3 separate regions of the Homo sapiens genome follow, and regions 1 and 2 are each linked to region 3. The links are chromatin loops, found by intact Hi-C in ENCODE. Cell type or tissue: Caco-2. All regions are shown on one strand. Region 1 overlaps PARD3B (par-3 family cell polarity regulator beta). Region 2 has its middle 210 kb from the start of PARD3B. Region 3 overlaps PARD3B (par-3 family cell polarity regulator beta).

Region 1 (4,000 bases), 460 kb after region 3:
GAGGCTAAGGCAGGAGAACCGCTTAAACCCAGGAAGCAGGGGTTGCAGTGAGCTGAGATTGCGCCATTATACTCCAGCCTGGGCATCACAGCAAGACTCTGTCTCAAAAAAAAAAAAAAAATAGAAGACAAAAAGAACATCATTCCAGTAACAACAAACACAAGGAAACTTTTGGGGAAAAAGTTTTTCTTCCCCTAGATTCAAACTATTATCTATTGTTTCTCATTTGCATAATAATTGTATGACTGCTTTCCACCTCTGCTCCACTGTGGTGTTTTCTGTTCTAGCTTCTTATAATACTGAATTTGGACCAGCATATGTTTATCTGTTCACTCATTCATTAATAAAACAAAGTATTGACTACCTGCTATTAATAAATATTAAGCACAGTGTGTTGTGGGAGGAGAGAAGGACATTTTTTCCTACTTAATCATAATTAGCCTTAAATAGTTCCCTAGGAGTTTCGGGTGTGTATGTTCACACTCCTTTGGTGATGCTGAAGCATTTTGAGGACATGACTAGGTCTTACACACTTCGGATTGGGTGTTGCACACAGAATAAAGTCCATGAAACTTCCTGAGTTGAATTATATTTGGAAGACAAAAATAATTTCTGTCTGGCTTAGAAACATTAAGAACCCAAAGTCTATGCGTTAGGGAAGAGAAACAGTCGACATGGGTGCAGAAGTGTTTGTAATTAAGTGGGTGAACTTGCTTAGATGAATGAAACCAGATTATTTGAGCAGGGCCAATGATGCCAGAGAAAAAGAAAAATACCAATGGAGAGTAAAATAAGTACACAAAATGAAAGATTCTGAAGTTTTGGAACGAAAGTTTTAGCTCAGGAAATGGAAGAATACTTGAGAGTTTCATGAGAAAAAAAATAAGTGATAGTGATAGATTGTAATTATGCAGACTTCTCTGAAGTCAAACAGAGAAGGGAGAGTATGAGATCTGTAGTGGTTATTAGAAGAATGATTAAGAGAAAGACTATGGCTTAATGTTTCTCTTTTGCCAAAGATGTTAGAAAGTACTCAATAACATTAAAGCAGAAGAAACAGCAATAAAATAAGAAGGCATAGATACAGTGATGTCATTGAAAAAGCACACAGTCATTGAATCTTTGGCTTTGGAGGGATCTCCATAACCATTTGTCAACATCCCCACGCCTGGCTGAACCACAGAATCACCTGGTGAACTGTTGAAAGAGATTCTGACATTCCTCACCTCATATGGTGAATCTTTCAAAGATGAGAAGGACGTAAATTTCACATAAGCTGTTCTTAGCCCTTTTTGGTCCCTTAAAATTACCCCATTCTTAATTTTTGTCTCCTGAGTTTCCATAAATTATCTATGTATTCATCCAGCAACTTGAAATTCACTATTTTGCTGTTTTCAGAACTGTATACGTGCTTTCTTGTCCAATCACCGCTACTCTTTTAAAAATTGAGACCTTAGCCTGGATCTTCTGCATCTCTTATGTCTTCTAGGATTACTCAAAGATCCCCACAGAAGTTCTGCAGTCACATCTGTGAGTTCCTTCAGTGAACTCTGATAAGATTCATTTGGGCCTAGAGACACAAACTCATAAAGCGGCTAGATGCTCCCTTTTAGTTTTATCACCTCTCTCAGGCTTCGGTTGCTTCTTAATCTGTTGTTTTGTGGCTTAGTGTGAAGATCATTCTCATTGATAGGGAAGATGGCAGCAAACAGAATGCTTGAGTTTTTGTTCTCTCTTACTGTCATCTGCTAATACTATAATATCTGCCCCAAGGGGCGTGTGAATCATTCTTTTCCTTCACTCTAAACATACGCTAACAATTCCTTTTATTGTCCTCTGCATTTTTCTCAAGCTTGAGCTTATTCTCAGATTTAACCCTTCCTGACACTATTCTTACCCAGTTCTCTCTTGCATTCGTTTTAGACGGTGTGCTTTCCCACCCCCGTCTTTTGAATAATTCCTGTTTCATCAGCCACATGCCATTCTTTACATTCCTACCACCTCGGTGGCATTTTAACTCATCTGTATAGTTTTTAGCATTTATCATTATCAAAATTTTATTGTTGAATGCCTTGCTTCCCCCTTAAGACATCTTTCTTGTCTTAGACCCTGGTCATGGGGCCGTATCATTCTTTCCTCTGAACTTGTAGAAATTTGTGCCCTTCCATTTTTGAGAAGTGTTGTCTGTGGCGCAGCTTGCTTTAAATTCGCAAACATTTCTGGATCCTCCCTAGACCTGTGAAATCAGAATTTTTGAAGGTAGCTCTTGAAAATGTGATAATTAGTAAATCTATAATGTTTGGGAATTATGCTGCCCAGCAATTTCATTCCCTGACTCTTACAAACACCAAGCAATTCTCTCAAGGTTTCCATCGCTTTAACTTTGCTTTATTGGTCCAGAGTAATAGCTCCTCTCATTAGTCTCTTCAACTTTCGAAAGATTAAATTGTCAGCAAGTTAATAATTCATCTGTTCTGCTTTTAGGACAGTACAACTTTGGAAAATCACTTGAATTTCTCTAGATACTACTATATCTTGTCTCCACAATAATAACATGAAATATATAAGGGAAATCTTATGCATGTACTCTGGCTGGCTAGGTTGCCAGTAATCTGTTTCCATTAGAGTCATACCATAAGCTTTCCTTTTTGTTTCCTCTTTTATTTTGGACTGAGTGCAAAGAGTTGGGTGAACAGTAATCCTCAGTTCATGGCTCTATCGTCATTTGTCTATACAAAACTCTTTCCCTGTTTGATTTTCCCCTTTAATCCTTAATCTATACTCCTTTTACCCTCTGCATGTAGTGACTTAAGTGTTTGGGATATATCCACAAATAATTAGAGTTGTTTTGTGTAGATATATGTAATTCACAGAAATGGTATTGTGCTCAAAATATCATTGTTTTCTTTTTTCCACTCAGCATTGTTTTTAATATCTCTTTCACACAATTTTGTATCCTTTAATCATATTATATAGTATGTATATGGACATCTGCTTAGCTTCTAAGCACCCTTTACCGCACAATGACACTAAGAAACATCCTCATACGTGCCCTGTAATGGAACTGAGGAAATTTCTCTGGCTTGGAATCATGGGAGCCATAGAATAAATGCATTCTGTCCTTACTACTGCCAGAAAAGAATAATAGCTAAAATAGGATAAATGCATTTTTTAAATTTTCTTTAATCTTTCCCGCTTGCATTTCAAATTCATAGTATTGATATCTATTTCTATCACCAATGCACAAGCATTCTCATTTCCCAAGGTCTCCATCAATACTTGGTATTGTCTACATTTCTGATTTTTGTCATTTGAATGCATATCAAGTTGTATTTCATTGTGTTTTTACATGAATTTCTCTCATTGCTAATGAGTTTGGACATCGTTTTATATGGTTGTTAATTCTTATAGCATCTCATTCTGTAAATTCTTTATTGACATCATTTGTCATTTTTGTTGGATTTCTTGTTTTTTCTTTTGTTTTTTTCCTTTTCATTATCAAGTTGCAGTCTTAATCAGATTTTTCAGTGGTGTACCTCATAAAGCAGAGATCTTTCATTTTATAGTAATCAAGTACATCATATTATTTTCATTAGAGGTGGTTATACTTTGGGCTTTTAGGATCTTAAGAAATCTTTTTCCGCCTCTATGTCACAAAAAATACTTTCCTACATTTCCTTCTACTGAGCTGATAGACTTACCTTTCACATTTTGGTCTTTAATCCACTCACATCCCACTCTGGTTTATTGTGTAATAGAAGGGTATAGAAAGCCAGCTTTATTTTTTCTTAATACAGTGAGGAAATTTTTCCAACACCAATCACAAAACATATTCATTCCCCTGAGGAGTGCAGTGCCCTGGGGTTGGGGCATACCGTGTCATGGCCAGGTGCATGGGCTCTGGGGCTGAACTGCCCAGGTCTGAATCCCAGGTCTGTGACACACTAGCTTTGTGGCAGCTGCTAACTACTGCTTAGCAGTGCTCCAAGTCTCAGTGGGC
Region 2 (4,000 bases), 560 kb before region 3:
CTTGAAAGAATGCCAAAAGACAGGCCACTAGAAATTAGGAGCTTAAGGAGAAAGATAGCTCAGATTAAAGGTGAAATTATAATTTAGATTAGTGAAATTAACAAGGAGCCCCAAAGATCTAAAAAGATCTAAATGGGACTTCCAGGTAAAGATGGAGCTTTGAACAAACACATCTAATTTTGCTCCCTCGGCAAACCCTTATAACACTATAATAGAGAGATTTTGTTTGGTCTTGTTTTCATATAGCAGCCCACATAGGTACAGAAAACGGAAGAAAAGAAAAAGTGGCAAAATTTTGATGCCATAAAACAGACAGACATATGGAAACAGACTTAACAGATCTGAGAAAGCGGAATCCTCAACTGTAGGTAGGGAAAGCTGAGAACTAACCCAATTTACACTGCAGTCCCCCTCCAGAGACTCAGAAATTAGCAGCACTAGTCCTTCTAGAAGCCAGGATGAAAGAGTGCAGGACAAAAGATTAGGAGGATTGAGAAAATTAGGAAGAAACTAGATCTCTGTGCCTTCCCTCTCCCTTAGATTGCCACTGGATGCCATCTCTTATCCCCAGCAGAAGCCTGGAGGTTTATATTATAGACAGGGTAAAATAGAAACTCTCAGCTTAAAGACAACAATGGAGAACTCTCAGGTTTTGTACCAAAAATAGGAAGATTAAGTATCTGTTTGCATACTGACTGCTGAGCACTAGTTTCTTCTTCCATTGGCTCCCAGAATGGAACTTTATTTCTCATGAAAGAGATGGATGAGTCTTCTCTAGGGGACATGATCAGCCCATGGTGCTGAAAGCCCCCAACATATAGTTGGCTCTCCTTTTTTGTGGTTCCTCATCCACAGATTCAACGAACTGCAGATTGCAAATATTCAGGAAAAAAAATGGTGCACATAAAAAAACCCAATAAAATATAACAAATATTTGCATAGCATTTACATTGTATTAGGTATTATAAGTAATGTAAAGATGAGTTAAACAGGAGGGTGTGCACAGGTTATATGCAAATACTACACTCCATTTTATACAGAGGACTTGAGCATCTGTGGATTTTGGTTCCACAGGAGTTTTGGACCAATCCCTGCTTATACTAAGCGATCACTGTATTGACAATGGGAATGGTAAGCACTCTTCAGTGATTCACAGAGGACAGTCTGCATCTAGGCACTCAGAGTTTCAGGCAGCTGTTTAGCCCTCTGCTCTTTAACATAAGCAAACAATCAAGGTTTTCCATAAATCCAAGAAAAGCAGGTAGTATGGTGGGGAGCGGGGGAGGAGAAAACAAGAGAAAAAAGGAACCTGGATGAAAAAGGCAATGTGCAGGGAAAAGAAAACATTACAAAGTAAACTGTAATTAGTATCTTTCAAAATATAAAAGATTTGTATACATGAAACAAGAACAGGGTGCCCTAAAAATGGAACAAAGAAACAAACAAAAACATAAAAAAGCCTTGGGTATAAAATGCAATGGAAAAATGTAATTTACATGAGTGTTAGAAAAAATCTGAATGATGCTGTGAAACTTCGAATTAGTCATATGAAAGTTAAACTTGAAAAGTGTTCCTGGATTGCAGAAGCAAAATCAAAGAGATTTAAATGGCAAACAGAGGATAGATATGGAAGATATGTGATGGAGAGCAAACACAGATCACTGGTGTTCTTAGATCAGTATAAATAGAAGAGAAACCAAAGCGAAGACGAGAAAAACATTTCTGAGCTGAAAAAAAAGATCTGTACTTACTGATTGAAAGCACCCACTACCTCGAAGCAAAATGAATTTTGAAAGACCCAAATGAAAGTACATCCTGGCCAAACTTGAAAACTTAAAAGAATGAAGGGGATTTATGAGCCTCTTGGCAAAATAAATGAATAGATTGAAAGGAATGCAAATAAGACTGACCTCAAATACCTTTTCTGCAACTTGACATACCAGAAGACAGTGGACTAATGTCTATAGAATTTTAAAAATAAACAATGGCCGGGCATGGTGGCTCACGCCTGTAATCCCAGCACTTTGGGAGGCCAAGGCAGGTGGATCACCTGAGGTCGGGAGCTCAAGAGCAGCCTGACCAACATGGAGAAACCCCGTCTCTACTAAAAATACAAAATTAGCCGGGCGTGGTGGCACATGCCTAGAATCCCAGCTACTCGGGAGGCTGAGGCAGGAGAATCACTTGAACCCGGGGGGGGCAGAGGTTGCAGTGAGCCAAGATTGTGCTATTGCACTCCAGCCTGGGCGACAGAGTGAAACTCCGTCAAAAAAAAAAAAAAAAAAAAAAAAAGAAACAATTATCATGTAAGAATTTTGTACGTAGCCAAATTTTGTGTGTGAAGGCAACAGAAGAAATTACTCACAAATATGCAATGTATCATTCATGTGAACTTCTTAGAAAAAATTATTTGAAGCTGTAATTGAAATGCCTGAGAGAAAAAACAAAATTTTCAAAGTTTCGAAATATGAAGATAATTGTATAAACCATCTGGCTGCAAACATTCAACCATTTAGAATTGAGAGATATCCAAATTAATTTTTGTAAATGTTATTATAAAAGTGGATGCCAATTTCAAAACTCATTTTTAAATTAGAAGATATATAATGGTTGGAAGGAAAAAAGAAGAGCGGGTGGGAAGATAGAAGGGAAAGAAGAAAAGGGAGAGGGAGAGCAAAAAAGTTCACTTTCGTTTTGATTACATGAGTGATGACAGAGAGGTGGCAGGGTAAGTCTTAAAATACTGAGTTTAAGAACAATCTAAAATTGTTCTTAAACTCAATAGTTGTCAAATGTTGTGCATTGGAATCAGCTGGGGATCTTTATGAACCACTGATGCCTGGCTTTCACCCTCCGATGGTTTCGTTTAATTGGTATGGGGTGCCCGAAAGCTCCTCTGCCACTTCCAATGTGCAGCAACATTTGGGATCAACTGGCTTAACTCAATAAATAGAAAAAAGTAAGAATGGGAAGTAGATTTCAGCTTGTGTTCCAACCCTTCTTAATTGGCAATGACTGCCCTAGGGCTTTGCTGGGGTCATATCAGGCTCAATGGGAAACTGCTCTGATTCATTTATACGGTCTTCACTGGAAAAGGAGAGAATGACATTACACACTGGCCATCTCTGGGTTGGAGAAGATTTCTAAACTAAAGTAACAATTAATAGATTTAAAATAGACCAGGCGCAGTGGCTCACGCCTGCAATCCCAGCACTTTGGGAGGCCGAGGCGGGTGGATCACGAGGTCAGGAGATCGAGACCATCCTGGCTAACACGGTGAAACCCCCGTCTCTACTAAAACTACAAAACATTAGCCGGGCGTGGTGGCGGGCGGCCACCCCAGCTACTCGGGAGGCTGAGGCCGGAGAATGGCGTGAACCCAGGAGGCGGAGCTTGCAGTGAGCCGAGATGGTATCACTGCACTTCAGCCTGGGCGACAGAGTGAGACTCTGTCTCACAAAAAAAAAAAAAAAAAAAAAGATTTAAAATAATGATAGATTCCTTCAAAAATATTGGAGAAGGTAAAAGTAAAAATCATATAGTCATATAATAAAAGGCATTAAAAAGGAAGGAAGGAAAAAAGGAAGGAAGGGAGGGAGGGGGAGGGAGGGAGGAAGGAAACATAAGGAGAAATTTTAGAAAAGGTGGTGAAATAATGATCAAATATGTTCATGAATATAAATGCAATTGGGGGAATCCCCTTCATTAAAAGAGAGTATCTTTAGATTGTATAAGAGAAGGGAAATCCACCTACGTGACATTTTCCAAACACCCACCTACTATGAAATTACTAAATAAAAAATACATTAAAAAATTAAAACGTGGGCAAACATATCAGGCAAAGACAATAAGAAAGAATTCCATTACTAACAACAAATATAGAAATTAAAGTAGAAATATTAAATGAGATAAAGATATCCTGTCAGAAAGGATATTTCACAATGAATATAAAACTGTCATGAATTTTTATTCATCAGATAACATTATATCAAAATACAAA
Region 3 (4,000 bases):
ACCTCTTTATCATTATATAATGACCTTTGTCTCTTTTTATGGTTTTTGTCTTGAAATCTATTTCAAGTCTGATATAAGTATAGCTACTCCTGCTCATTTTTGTCTTCCATAGGCATGAACTATCTTTTTCCATCCCTTTATTTTCAGTTTTTGTGTGTCTTTACAGGTGAAGTCTGCTTCTTGTAGGCAACGGAATATTAGGTTTTTTTTTTTTAATCTATGTCTTTTGATTGGAGAATTTAGCCCATTTACATTCAGTGTTATCATTGATAAATAAAGACTTAATCTTGCCATTTTGTTATTTGTTTTTTAGTTGCCTTTTGGTCTTCTCTTCTCCCTTCCCTCCCTTCCCTCCCTTCCCTCCCCTCCTTCCCTCCTCTCCTTCCCTCCCTCCCTCCCTCCCTCCCTTCCTTCCTTCCTTCCTTCCTGTCTTCCTTCCTGTCTTCCTTCCTTGCTGTCTTCCTTTCAGTGTAGGTGGTTTTCTCTGCTGCGCTGTTTTAATTTCTTGCTTTATATTGTTCGTGAGTCTGTTGTATGTTTTCTGATTTGAGGTTGCCATGAGGCTTGCAAATAATCTCTAATAACCCATTATTTTAAACTGATGACAGCTTACCACTGATTGCGTAAGCATACAAGCAAGGAAAAAAAACTAAAAAAACTCTACACTTTAACTTTGTCCCTTCATTATTAATATTTTGTTGTTTCTATTTGTATCTTACTGTTATGTCTTGAAAAGTTGTTGTTATTATTTTTAATAGGTTCATCTTTTAGTTTTTCTACTTAAGATACAGGTAGGTCACACAACATAATTACAGTAATATAATATTCTGTGTTTTTCAGTGTATTACCAGTGCATTTTATACCTTCAGATAATTTTTTATTACTCATCAACATCCTTCTCTTTCAGCTTGAAGAACTCCCTTTAGTGTTTCTTGTAGGACAGGGTCTGCTGTTGATGAAATTCCTCAGTTTTTGTCTAGGGAAGTATTTCTTCTTGATTGAAGGATAATTTTGCTGGATATACTATCCTTTGATAAAAGTTTTTTTTTTTTCTTTTTCTTCAGCAGTTAAAACATGTCTTGCCACTCTCTCCCGACCTATCAGGTTTCCACTGAGAAGTCTACTGCCAGACCTATTGGACTTCGTTTGTGTATTATTTCCTTTCACTTGATGCTTTTGGGATCCCCTCTTTATCCTTGACCTTTGGGAGTTTGATTGTTAAATGCCTTTAGGTAGTCTTATTTGGGCTAAATCCGCCTGGTGTTTCATAACCTTCTTATGCTTGAATATTGTTGTCTTTCTTTAGGTTTGGGAAATTCTCTGTTGGTTTCACTTTGAATAAATTTTCTATCCCTATCTCTCTCTTTACATCCTCTTTAAGGCCAATAACTCTTAGATTTGCCCTTTTGAGGGTATTTTCTAGATCCTGTAGGTGTACTTCATTGTTCTTTATTCATTTTTCTTTTGTCTTCTGACTGTGTATTTTCAAATAGCCTGTCTTCAAGCTCACTAATTATTTCTCTGCTTGATCAGTTCTGCTCTTAGGAGACACCGACACAGTCTTCAGTATGTCAGTTGCATTTTTCTACTCCACAATTTCTGCTTAATTCTTTTAAATTATTTCAATCTCTTTGTTAAATTTATCTGACAGGTTTTTGAATTCCTTCTCTGTGTTATCTTGAATTTCATTGAGTTTCCTCAAAACAGCTATTTTGATATCTGTCTGAAAGGTCATAAATCTTTTAAAAGGTCTCTCCGGGATTTGTCTTTGGTGCCTTACTTGTTTGTTTTGTGAGGTCATATTTTCCTGGACCTTCTTTATGCTCGTGGATGTTTGTCATTGTCTGGGCATTGATGGCTTAGGTATTTATTGTAGTCTTTGCAGTCTGCTTGTTTGTACTTGCCCTTCTTCAGAAGGCTTTCCAGGTATTTGAAGGGACTTAGATGTTGTAATCTAAGTTTTTGGTCACTGCAGCCACATCTGCATTACCTAAAAGTAACACTGTGACTTTTGCAGACTTTTACAGGTACCATCTTGGAGGTCTTGGATAAGATCTGGAAGAGTTCTGTGGATTACCAGGCAGGGACTCTTTCTCTTCCCTTATTTTCTCCCAAACAATTGGAGTCTTTCTGTCTCTGCTGAGCTTCCTGGAGCTGGGGGGAGGGGTGACACAAGGACCCTTGTGGCCATCATTACTGGGATTACTGGGACTGCGCTGGGTCTTGCCCAAGACCTGTGATAACCACTGCCTAGCTAGTGCCTATGTTTGCTCAAGGCCCTGAGACTGCAGTCATCAGGTGGCAGCCAGCCAGGCTTGTGTCCTTCCCTTCAGGGCAGTGATTTCCCCTTGGTCCCAGGTGGATCCAGAGAACCAGTCAGGAGCCAGGGCCTGGAGTCAGAAACCTTAGAAATCTACCTGGGGCTCTATTCTATGGCAGCTGCACTGGTACTGAAGCCACAAGACAAAGTCCTTTCCTCTCTTCCTTCTCTTTCCAAAGGTAAAGTCGTCTCTCCCTGAGGCCACCACTGCCTGAGGCCTGTACTACCTGGCTACTGCTGGTGTTCATTCAAGACCCAAGGGCTCTTCAGTCAGCTTATGGTAAATGCTACCAGGCCTGGGACTCTCCCTTTAGGGCAGAGGGCTCCCCTCTGGTATGGAGCCGGTCCAGAAATGCCATCCAAGTGCCAAGGCCTGGAATCAGGGAACCCTAGAATCTACTTGGTGCTCTACCACACTGTGGCAGAGCTTGTATCTAAGGTGCAAGACAAAGTCCCCTTTGCTATTCCCTCTCCTTGTCTCAAGCAGAAGGAGTCTCTTGCTGTAGCCATCACAGCTGGGAATGTGCTGGGTCACACCTGAAGCCAGCATGTCTCTGAGTCTCACTCAAGGGCCACAGTGAGAACGGCCTGGGTACTGCTGCTGATTATTCAGATCCCAAGGGCTCTTTAGTCAGCAGGTGATGAATCCTTCCAGGACTGGGTTTTTCCCTTCAAGGCAGGTGGTTTCCCTTCTGGCTCAGGGTGTGCCTGGAAATGTTGTTTAGAAGCTATGCCCTGGAGTGGGGGTCTCAGGAGTCTGCCTAGTGCCCTATTCTACTGTGGTTGAGCTGGTATCCCAGTTGCAAGACAATGTCCTCTCTACTCTTCCCCTCCTCTCCTCAAGCAGTAGGGAGGAACCTCCCGGAGCTGCACTGCCTGGGGTTGGTGGGGTGGTGGTGCAAGTACTCCCTTGCTGCCTGGCTGCATGGACCGTTTCTTGTCCTTCAACTTCAATTCAGAAGCTGTATTTTAGATAATAACTTTTCTTTCAAAATTATCAGTTAATGTTTTACATAGAAAAGGCTGTTTTCTTTTAAGGAGCTGTTGGAAATTTAAGGTTTGCTTCAAGTGGTTCTGGAAATTAATTGGTCTTTGTTCTCTACTCACGATTTTAGGGGTTAAAGTTGAGACTCGAGATTAAAATATGGGTTATAAGCATGAGTGTGATCGCTTCTGAATAGCTAGACGTTTTTAAGTTGTATAAAGAATGAGTTTCAGCCAGGCGCGGTGGCTCAGGCCTGTTATCCCAGCACTTTGGGAGGCCGAAGCGGGCGGATCACGAGGTCAGGAGATCGAGACCATCCTGGCTAACACGGTGAGACCCCGTCTCTGCTAAAAATACAAAACATTAGCCGGGCGTGGTGGCGGGCGCCTGCAGTCCCAGCTGCTCGGGAGGCTGAGGCAGGAGAATGGCGTGAACCCGGGAGGCGGAGCTTGCAGTGAGCCGAGATCGCGCCACTGCACTCCAGCCTGGGCGACAGAGCAAGACTCTGTCTCAAAAAAAAAAAAAAAAAAAAAAAAGAATGAGTTTCTGTTTGTTCCTAGAGTTATCTCCTAAGCATTTCTTTAAAGGAAATGTCCTATTTTTTTTCTTTCTCTTTTAGAAACTTTAATGAGTTCATTTCATCCCTTCCTAGTATATTTGGACAAAATGAAGTTATCTTGCCAGCAATGGCTCCT

The links. Hi-C counts contacts between places; a loop is a spot of excess contacts. Peaks named below come from ENCODE experiments on the same cell type or tissue, not always from the same donor. Only the 100,000 strongest peaks of a DNase experiment are listed, where the experiment ranks them.
Region 1: it touches region 3 in a loop (7-fold over the local background); 1 of 110 quality-filtered maps calls a loop at or near these places.
Region 2: a loop joins it to region 3, with 5 times the contacts of the local background. A loop is called at or near these places in 1 of 110 quality-filtered maps.

Annotation. Positions count from the first base shown.
Region 1 is chr2:205,356,786-205,360,785 of GRCh38, forward strand. The region is part of intron 18 of PARD3B (par-3 family cell polarity regulator beta); the gene reads left to right. Among named protein-coding and RNA genes, the nearest start is that of NRP2, 320 kb to the right of the region's middle. In Caco-2, no CTCF peak of the experiment used is centred here; no DNase peak of the experiment used is centred here.
Region 2 is chr2:204,338,356-204,342,355 of GRCh38, forward strand. No RefSeq gene overlaps it. Among named protein-coding and RNA genes, the nearest start is that of PARD3B, 210 kb to the right of the region's middle. In Caco-2, no CTCF peak of the experiment used is centred here; DNase peaks (open chromatin) are centred at 1,193 and 2,026.
Region 3 is chr2:204,898,852-204,902,851 of GRCh38, forward strand. All of the region lies in intron 2 of PARD3B (par-3 family cell polarity regulator beta), which reads left to right. Among named protein-coding and RNA genes, the nearest start is that of PARD3B, 360 kb to the left of the region's middle. In Caco-2, no CTCF peak of the experiment used is centred here; DNase peaks (open chromatin) are centred at 1,860 and 2,250.